2 separate regions of the Homo sapiens genome follow, and region 1 is linked to region 2. Evidence: chromatin contacts called from ENCODE Hi-C or POLR2A ChIA-PET data. All regions are on one chromosome and are shown on one strand. Each heading gives the region's core, a stretch centred on a gene start or an enhancer-like site at or near the end of the contact. The rest is flanking DNA. Distances are from core to core; before and after follow the strand shown. Region 1 overlaps LOC105372093 (a long non-coding RNA gene). Region 2 overlaps EPG5 (ectopic P-granules 5 autophagy tethering factor).

What was found. A loop is a pair of places that touch in the nucleus more often than their neighbours do. ChIA-PET counts read pairs that join two places held with the same protein, here RNA polymerase II (POLR2A). Pooled maps may share reads with other maps.
Region 1: a map of natural killer cell shows a loop between it and region 2 (2.6-fold over the local background). The contact joins two enhancer-like sites. A Hi-C loop is called at or near these places in 1 of 168 maps with a recorded cell type or tissue (natural killer cell), 6 of 37 single-sample maps with no recorded cell type and 11 of 50 pooled maps. POLR2A ChIA-PET finds 5 or more read pairs at or near these places in 1 of 52 experiments (activated CD4-positive, alpha-beta memory T cell).

What each region holds. Positions count from the first base shown.
Region 1 is chr18:45,773,398-45,777,855 of GRCh38, reverse strand. All of the region lies in intron 3 of LOC105372093 (a long non-coding RNA gene), which reads left to right. Among named protein-coding and RNA genes, the nearest start is that of SIGLEC15, 50 kb to the left of the region's middle. Within about 2 kb of position 2,520, at least 24 of the 41 ENCODE cell types and tissues checked have a DNase peak (open chromatin) inside an H3K27ac peak, as active enhancers do.
Region 2 is chr18:45,870,836-45,875,866 of GRCh38, reverse strand. The region is part of intron 35 of EPG5 (ectopic P-granules 5 autophagy tethering factor); the gene reads left to right. Among named protein-coding and RNA genes, the nearest start is that of SIGLEC15, 48 kb to the right of the region's middle. Within about 2 kb of position 1,251, at least 7 of the 41 ENCODE cell types and tissues checked have a DNase peak (open chromatin) inside an H3K27ac peak, as active enhancers do.

The DNA of each region.
Region 1 (4,458 bases), core at 1,271-3,770, 99 kb after region 2:
CTCCCATCAAGCCCACTTTCAGTGGCATATGTAGTGCCACCACCAGTTCTATCTTTGACTTTCACAGCTCCCCTTCATAGCATCTCTGCTATTTGCTACAGCTATTAGATATATTCACTGCCCCAGACAATGTTGATTGTTCCAGTCTCTGTTCATTTATTAGTCTATTCTCTGCTCCTGGGAGGCTTTCTTCTCATATCTGTTCACATCCTTTTCTGTCCAGTCATCATGCAATTTCTGCCTCTGCCCCAATCATGTTTCCCCTAACTACTCTGCCACCCACAGTTTCTCTGTCCACCAAACTCCTAAATCCTTAATGGAATGACTCACTTAAGATTGGATTTATTATACACTTATTACGTTGTGGCTATTTGGAGAATATGTTTTATTTTTCCTAAAATAGAGGTTCCTTGAGGATAAGGATCATGTCTTTAATAAGTTTTTAACTCCTATGTGTCTATCACTATGCCTTGCCAAGGAGACACTTTGTGTTTTATTTGTACTCTGTGTAAATAATTTTTACAGAAATAGGTAACCATGGAAAGCCATTTAATATCTGTGAGTTGTTTTACAGCTGTTAAAATGATTAAAACAATACCTACTCTAATTCTTAAGGTTGATGAGAAGTTGAAATGGGCTAATGGATATGAAATAATTTGTATTATGTAATGTACTATAAAGAATTACTAACAGTTGCTGGGTGTGGTGGCTAATCCCAGCACTTTGGGAGGTTGAGGTGGGTGGATCACCTGAGGTCAGGAGCTCGAGACCAGCCTGGCCAACATGGTGAAACCCCATCTCTACTAAAAATATAAAAATTTAGCTGAGGATGGTGGTGGGTGCCTGTAATCCCAGCTACTCGGGAGGCTGAGGCAGGAGAATCACTTGAACCTGGGAGGTGGAGGTTGCAGTGAGCCGAGATCGGGCCTGGGTGACAAGAGTGAAACTCCGTCTCAAAAAAAAAAAAAAATTACTAACAGTAATAAGCATTGATCAAATCATTGGGGTAACACGAAGAGCTTTAAATTATCAATGATTAGAGATCAAAAAGAACCAGAAAGCCACTATCTGAGCCCTCAGTTGACAAAAGGATTCAATTCATCCATTCATTCACTCATGCATTGATGATTACTGTAGTGGCTAACATTGTGTCAGACACTGAACGTGCAGAAGTACAAGTTTCTGCTCACACCTCGCTCAGTCTGGTGGGTGACCTGATAAAGGTGGTAAATGGATATAACATTTACAAGGTGCTACAACAACACAGAAGGGAGACACCTGACCTTGGGAGGTGTGAGATGGCCTTCCTGGAAGAGATAATCACAAAACAAGTCTTACAGGACAAATAGGAGATAGTAATGGAAGAAAAAGGCTATGTCAGGAAGAGCAGCATATGTAAGCCTGGGTTTCAAAGAGGAAATCTCTTTAGAGAAAGTTTTATCAGTTTTATGTAGATGAGAAAGACTGTTGCCTTAAGAGACTGGACAGTTACATGAGGACCACATCAGTGAGGGCCTTGTATGGCCTCATGAACCACATTAAAAAGTATCAGCTCTCTTCTGTGCAAGGGACTCGCCAGATCATTTAGTCCAGTTTGTCACCAAATGACAGCATGAATCAGAAACACTTGGAGGGCTGTTGAAAGACATTCCTGGGCTCTCCGCTGAGTCCCTCATTCAGTAGATCTAGGACTGGCCTATAGTTTTCATTTCTAACGAGGTCCCAGCTGATGCTGATGTTGCTGGTCTGGGGACCAATTTGAGAACCACTTCTCTAGTCCAGCCTTTTCTTTCAGATAAACCACTGAGCACTAGAGGTGAAATTCATTAACGAAAGTCGTCAGCTCAAATAGGGCAAACTAACCGAGCAACCAGAGCTGATATCCGCCTTCCCCTAAACCCTTCGCAGTGGAGCTGTCCCTTCCAGGATCATCAGTAGCCTTACCTCCCTCCCTCCCCTTCAAGAATCCCACCCCTTCAGTGCTCTGCTTTTAGCGTCTGTAAGGGAAGGAAATTGGTTGCACCAACTTATGTTAGGATTTACTTTTAAAGAAGGTCCTTAGGAAAGGCAGCGTTTTAACCTAAGGGAGTGCATTTTCAAGAGTGGATTTTCAGGCAGGGAGCGCAGCAGGCGTTTCCCGACATGCCCGTGAGCAAGACTCGATCACGGCCCAGAAACCCTGCTTTGCAGAGGTGACCACCCCGGCCCGCCCGGAAGAACCGGGCCCGAGCTGCCGCGCCGCCACGGTGACTCGGCCATAAGACCCGCCAGACGGGTAAGGTTCCTGGTCTGAGGCTGCCCCTTCGGCTTTGCACAGCTTCCTCGTGCCGCCGCGCCCCGCCGCTGATTCCACGCTGCGAAGCGTGGGCCCAAGCACTGCGGCACTTGAGTCATAGCTTCATAAGCGACTTTCCTGAGAATGCTAGGGCTTGGGGTGATATTACGGACGGTAGCGTAACGTCCCTTCGGAAGGAACCCAGCTTCCAGCAGCCCAGTGCGCCGCCCTTCTCCTTCCCCCCATTTCTTCCCGCCCAGCCAAGAGTGTCAGGCAAACCCTTCCCGGCTGCCGGCAACCCAACAGTTCCGCCTTCTTCAGGGTTCTCAAGCTCAGAGTCTTCCAACCTTCCAAATACAGCATTCTGCCCAGGAGGTATTTCTTAAGGTTGTTGAATTCTCTGAGTCTTGAAGCTTGTAGGTCATCCCCTGTGTCTGTCTTGTTCTCTGCAGTTTAAGACAGGCTTAATAATAGCAACTAATTTTATTATTATTATTAACAGCTGCCTGAACAATGTCATGCCCTGTCTCTTTAATTGATTCAGTATATTGCTCATGGGTCTTCCATCTACATTGTCCTTCATTAGGCATGTGGGGCATTCAAACATGGACAGCACACACTTTCTGCACTCCAGGAACTTAAATATAATGTTGGGAAAACAAATACCACAGGAAGAGTTAACATACCATTCTCCAGCATTTTAGGTAGGAATGATACACACATGTTACCATCTGTGAATGGTAGAAGAAAGTCACCTGAGTGGGCAGTGGAGGCTTCAGAAAGGAGGTGGGGCTTGAAGTGTACTTTGGTGGGCTAGGTAGCTATTAGTTGGGTGGACAGGAGAAGAGGGGTCCTTTCCACATTGGAAGTGGAGTAGGAGGGAAGTGAGGTGAGGAATGACATGACCAAGGTTGGGGATGGGAAGACTGACATAGGTGGGAGGTGTATGTTGACATGTGAACCTTCATCTCCAAGAGATACAGTCCTATCTTTGTATTTTGGGTGACCATCAGCCTTAGTAATGCAACAAGATGTGACACTCCCCTCCCTATCTGGCCCCACCTGAGACCTAAGACAAAGACTGAGTAACACAGTCCTGTGGGCTCTGGCTTTTATGCCTCCCTCAAAGCCACTGGGAAATGGCACATACCTTTGGCAGGCACATGAGGTCCAAACAGAGAAACAGGAAGCTGTCTGGGTTTTATGGGCAGCCACATAATAGAAGAGTGATGTTTGTCTTCTAGGGTGATGTTTATGATTAAGAAGACCTGTTTAAACATGGTTAGTGGGTTATTCAAACCCCATTTAGGGAGAGCTAAAGGAAACCTTAGTTTCTATGGGTTCTTAGTTAATAATCAGAGCAGGGCTGGAAGAGAAGGACAGGATGTGGTGAGCAGAGGGGAAGAGAGAGGATTCCCAGGGGAAGACTAAAGTTGATAAGACACTCTGAACATTACTTCATATACTAAGGCTTTATTTATTCTAACAGACCTTTTCTCCTTGAAAAGATAATAAAATCTGTAATATCATCACTTCAAAGGAAAGGAAGCATTAAATCATTTTAGATTCAGAGGGTAGCAAGTTTTAATTAGGACTTACTACTGGGGGAGGCAGTGGGAGTGGGCATCTTCTCACATCTGGTGTAAAATTGATGATCTTTTTCTGGTTTGTGTAGAAGGCTATGAATAGAAGATGGAGAAGAAACACCAGGGAGACTGCTTGGTGTTCAGGCCCTCTCCTCCTAGGTCTCTACACAAATGCTGCATTGATTTCTCTCTTCTAGTCTTCACCTTGGAGATTCTTTAGGGCTACTAAATTCTTCTTTTAAGGTGGGGCATGGTGGCTCACACCTGTAATCCCAGCACTTTGGGAGGCTGAGGCAGGTGAATCATTTTAGGTCAGGAGTTCGAGACCAGCCTGGCCAACTTGGTGAAACCCCGTCTCTACTAAAAATACAAAAAAATTAGCAGGGCTTAGTGGCACCTGCCTGTAATCTCAGCTACTCAGGAGGCTGAGGCAGGAGAATTAATTGAACCCAGGAGGTGGAGGTTGCAGTGAGCTGAGATCAAGCCACTGCACTCCAGTCTGGGTAACAGAGTGAGACTCTATTAAAAAAAAATTATTCCTTTAAAATGAAACACTTTAATGGGAGGAGAGGAAGGATAATAGAAGGGTAAAGAAGG
Region 2 (5,031 bases), core at 2-2,501:
CCCAGGCTGGTCTCAAACTCCTGAGCTCAGGCTATCTGCCCGCCTCGGCCTCCCAAAGTGCTAGGATTACAGGTGTGAGCCACCACGCCCGGCCTTTAGGTGTGTAACTTCTTACCTTTTTTTGTTAGGTTGCTCTGAGTTTCTCAGTTATGGTAAATTTGCAGTCTTTCTCTCTTCCAATATTGCCTGTCCTGCATGTTGAGTTTCTTCCTGTCCTCCCTAACTCTTAACCTCTTTTTCATATTTTCTGTCTTTTTTTGCTTTATTATGGGTAATTTCTAGAGGTCTTCCTTCCATTTCTTTAGTCTCTCTCCAGCTCTGTCTCATCTGCTTAAAATATATCAATTGAATTTTTCATTGAAGTGATTATTTTTTCCATTTCTAGATCTATTTGTTTGTTTTTCAAATGTACCCTGATCCTTTTTGGTAGTATCTTTTCTTTCATTTAAAATTCTATTTTTTATTTCCTTAGAATTTGTTTAAACATGCTTACTTTATGATGTATGTACATTAATTCTATTATCTGAAATTCCTGTTGGGGGTTGTCTTATGCTGCTGTTTAATTTTCCTTTGGATTCTTGTTCTTGGAGGCATGTTTCCTTGTGTGTTTTTAAATTTTGTATTGTGAGCCCATATTTAGAGAGACTGATGGGAATCTCATAAGGCCTAGGCTGAGGGTGTGTAAGTCCTCCAGAGAGGATCTACATTTGTTGTCAATTGGAACTACTTAACTTCTTGGTTTGGGGTTTCCCGTGCTACCAGTTACATGAAATGAAACCCCAAACTCACTTGCGGGCTGGCCTCAATTCTCACAGTAAACTTTTTGATCTCTCCTGACTCACAATCTAGGGTAAGGCAGAGAAGTTTCCTCTTTTGCCCCATTCTACCCTTTCAGTAAGAATATAGTCCTTAGAAAACCTCATGTTCTGTCCTCTTGTGCTGTTAAAACTCAGCAGGCAAATAGTCCTCGGTTGGCTGGTTTCAGCATCTGTTTAACACTCTGGCTTCCTCTTTGCTTCTGGCCCATGGTGTTTTCTTCCACTGAATACACCTAGTGCCCCTGTGGCTGCCATGTGTTTGTGTGGCATTTAGTTATAGAGTGATATGGTTTGGCAGTGTCCCCACCCAAATGTCATCTTGAATTGTAGCTACCATGATTCCCATGTGTTGTGGGAGGGAGCCAGTGGAAGATAATTGAATCATGGGGGCGGTTTCCCTCATACTGTTCTCCTGGTGGTGAATGAGTCTCATGAGATCTGGTGGTTTGATAAGGGGTTTCCCGTATTGCTTGGCTCTCATTCTCTCTCTTGCCTGCTGCCATGTAAGACATGCCTTTCATCTTCCACCATGATTGTGAGGCCTCCCCAGCCACATGGAACTGTGAGTCTGTTAAACCTCTTTTTCTTTGTAAATTACCCAGTCTTGGATATGTCTTTATCAGCAGTGTGAAAATGAGCTAATACATACAGTTAAGCATATGTCATCCAGTTTTGTTTTTTTTTTGTAATAGATTTTATTTTTTGTTTAACGGACTTTATTTTTTAGAGCAGTTTTAGGTTTACAGCAAAATTAAGTGGAAAGTACAAGAATTCCTTTATACCTTCTGCCCCCACACATGCACAAGCCTTCCCCACTCTGGACATTCCACACCAGGGTGATACATTTGTTATAATTGATGAACCTACATTAAGGCATCATTATCAATGAAAGTCCATGATTTACATTAGTGTTCTCTCTTGGTAAACACATTCGGTGGGTTTTGACAAATGACAAATAACATGTGCCCACCATTGTGGTATCATACAGAGCAGTTTCACTGCCTTAAAAATCCTCTGCGCTCTGCCTGTTCATCTCTCCCTCCCCTCAACCCCTGATCCTTTTACTATCTCCATAGTGTTACCTTCTCTAGAATGTCCTATGGTTGGAATCATAGCATTTTCAGATTAACTTCTTTCACTTAGTAATAGACATTGAAGTCTCTTTATGCCTTTTCATGGCTGGATAGCTCATTTCATTTTGTCTGGCTGTACCTTATTTGTATTTCTGATTTATCTTTTATATATCTTATCTTACCTTGAAGAGGTGTAAACTCTTCATAGAATAACAGAAATGTTATTCTTTGCTTCTTTTTGCTCCCTACAAAACTAGGGTAATGCCATATTCTCAGTGTGTGTTTGATAAATAGTGGTTCAATGAGTAACACATGAAATCCTAGTAGTACTCAATTATTTTTTTGAAAGGCAGACTTCTAGCTGCTTTTTACCATCCAGAATATATTGATTACTGAGAAAAAGATTTGAGCACCAAATTATAATCATAAAGGCTATATATTTAATTTCTTTTTTTTTTTTTCCTTTGAGACTGAGTCTCACTCTGTTGCCCAGGCTGGAGTGCAGTGGCAGGATCTTGGCTCACTGCAACCTCTGCCTCCTGGGTTCAGGCGATTCTCCTGCCTCAGTCTCCCGAGTAGCTGGGACTACAGGCGCCCGCCACCACACCCGGCTGATTTTTGTATTTTTAGTAGAGACGTGGTTTCACCATATTGGCCAGGCTGGTTTTGAACTCCTGACCTTGTGATCCGCCTGCCTTGGCCTCCCAAAGTGCTGGGATTACAGGCATGAGCCACCATGCCCAGCCATATTTAATTTCTTAGTATAGGGGAAAGCACCCCAAGGCTCTCTTGCCCCTGTATATGAATAAAATAAGAAAGTGGCATAGGACAGAAGGGTTCACAGACATCAAGACTTGGTAGCTGGGTTCAAAGAAAGGAAACAGGAGAGCTTTGCAAGGTAGGATGAAGAAGTATTGCAGCTTTTTAGTGAGGTTATCTGATCCACTAGCTCCTTCTATGGATGAGAAAAGTGGGGACCTGAAAATGAAAAGAATTTATCTGACGTCACAGAATTTGTGTCTTGGCTGGAACTATCAGCTCAGTCTATCCTAAGACATCCTTCTGGATATCTTCTACATACTTACCCAACTTTATCTAAACAAAACTGTCTTTTATCCATATTTAAACGAATGCTATCATTAACCTCTGTCTTAAAGGTTGTTAAAAATGTGCATTCCTGTTCCATGCCGGGTTGTGGAATTGAGGGTACAAGCATGTTAGAAATGAGAGTTGTCTGGTACAATGTGTTGATGCTCATTGGCTTTTTTTTTGGACAAGGAGTCTCACTCTGTTGCCCAGGTTGGAGTGCGGTGGTGCGATCTTGGCTCACTGCAACCTCTGCCTCCCTGGTTCAAGCAGTTCTCCCACCTCAGCCTCCCGAGTAGCTGGGATTACAGGTGCCTGCCACCACACCTGGCTAATTTTTGTATTTTTGGTAGAGACAGAGTTTCACCATGTTGGCCAGGTTAGTCTCGAACTCCTGACCTAAAGTGATCTGCCTGCCTCGGCCTCCCAAAGTGCCGGGATTGCAAGCGTGAGCCACTGCACACAGCCTCGTTGGCCATTTTTTAAAAGATTTGTGTTGAGAAACCATCAGGTTTCTGTTCTTACTGTGTGTGGCTCTCTCTTCTTTGACTGCATTCCATTAGCATGGAACCAGAAAGTCTGAAACCACTTGTTTTAGACTAAATGTCCCTTATATAGTCATTAGCCCTTGAAGGCATTAATGGAATTGATACTTGTGAGGATAATATTGAGTAATAATCCAGGTCTCAGAAAAGCGTGAGATTTATTTTAGAATGACTTACATGAATGACAGTTAATGGACTAGTTTCATTGCACCAAGGGTTAATTAAGTTTTAGTCATTTGGAACATTTCCACCGTTTCTAAAATTAAAAAATTAATGTTATTTTTGATTAACAAATCATAATTATATACATTGATGGGTACAGTGTGATTTACAGTGTGGCATGATTAAATCAAGATAATTAAGATATCCATCACCTTGCTTACCTTTCATTGTTTATGATGAGACATTTAAAGTTGGTTCTCTTCTGATTTCGAAATACGTAATGCATTGTTGTGGACGGTAGTCACCCTGCTGTACAATAGATCCTGAAACCTATTCCTCCTGCCCTCTGAAACTTTGTGCCCTTTTGATCAGCAACTCCTCATTCCCTCCCTTTTCCCCTGACACCCCACAGCCTCTGGTAACTGTCATTCTATTCTCTACTTCAATGAGTTCAACTTACTAGATTCCACATATGAGTAAGAGCATGTGGCATTTGTCTTTCTGTGCCTCGTTTTCTTCACTTAGCATGAGTTCTCCAGATTCATTCATGTTGTTGCAAATGACAGGATTTCCTCCTCTTCTAAGGCAGACTGGTATTCCATTGTGTATATACACCACATTTAGAAAAATCCATTCATCTTTTGAAGGACACTTAGGTTGTTTCCATATCTTGGCTATTGTGAATAATGCTGCAGTGAACATGGGAGTGTGGTTATCCCTTCTCCCTATCGATTTCCTTTCTTTTGGATATATACCCAGAAGTGAGATTACTGGATCATATGGTAGTCTATTTTTAGTTTTTTGACGAACCTCCATGCCTTTTTCCATAATGGTTGTACTAATTTACACTCCCCCCAACAGTGTTTAAGAGTTTCTTTCTCTCCAGATCCTCTCTAACACTTGTTATCGTTCATCTTTTCGATAACAGCTATCCTAACAGCTGTGCACTGATACATTGTTGTGGTTTTAGTTTGCATTTCTCTAATGATCAGTGATGCTGAGCATTTCTTCATGCACCTATTGGCTATTTGTATGCCTTCTTTTAAAAAATGGAACATTTCCTTTTGAGGGATTTTGGATTTCTCCTGAGTGCCAAATGAATGAAGCACTAAATGTGTAAAACTGAATACATACTGAGGGCAACAAGCTGTAGGAGTGTATTTCAGTTAAAAAGCCATACGTTTAGAAATTTTAAAGAAAAGCTGATTATTTCCCACACAGCATCTGCTCATTCCAGTTACCCGAGTGGGTAATTAAAGTACCATTCTTTATTACTAATCTGCCAGTAGTCCCCTTAACCACTCTCCCTACATGAAAATCTTTGAAATTGGGTCAATCATGAGAACC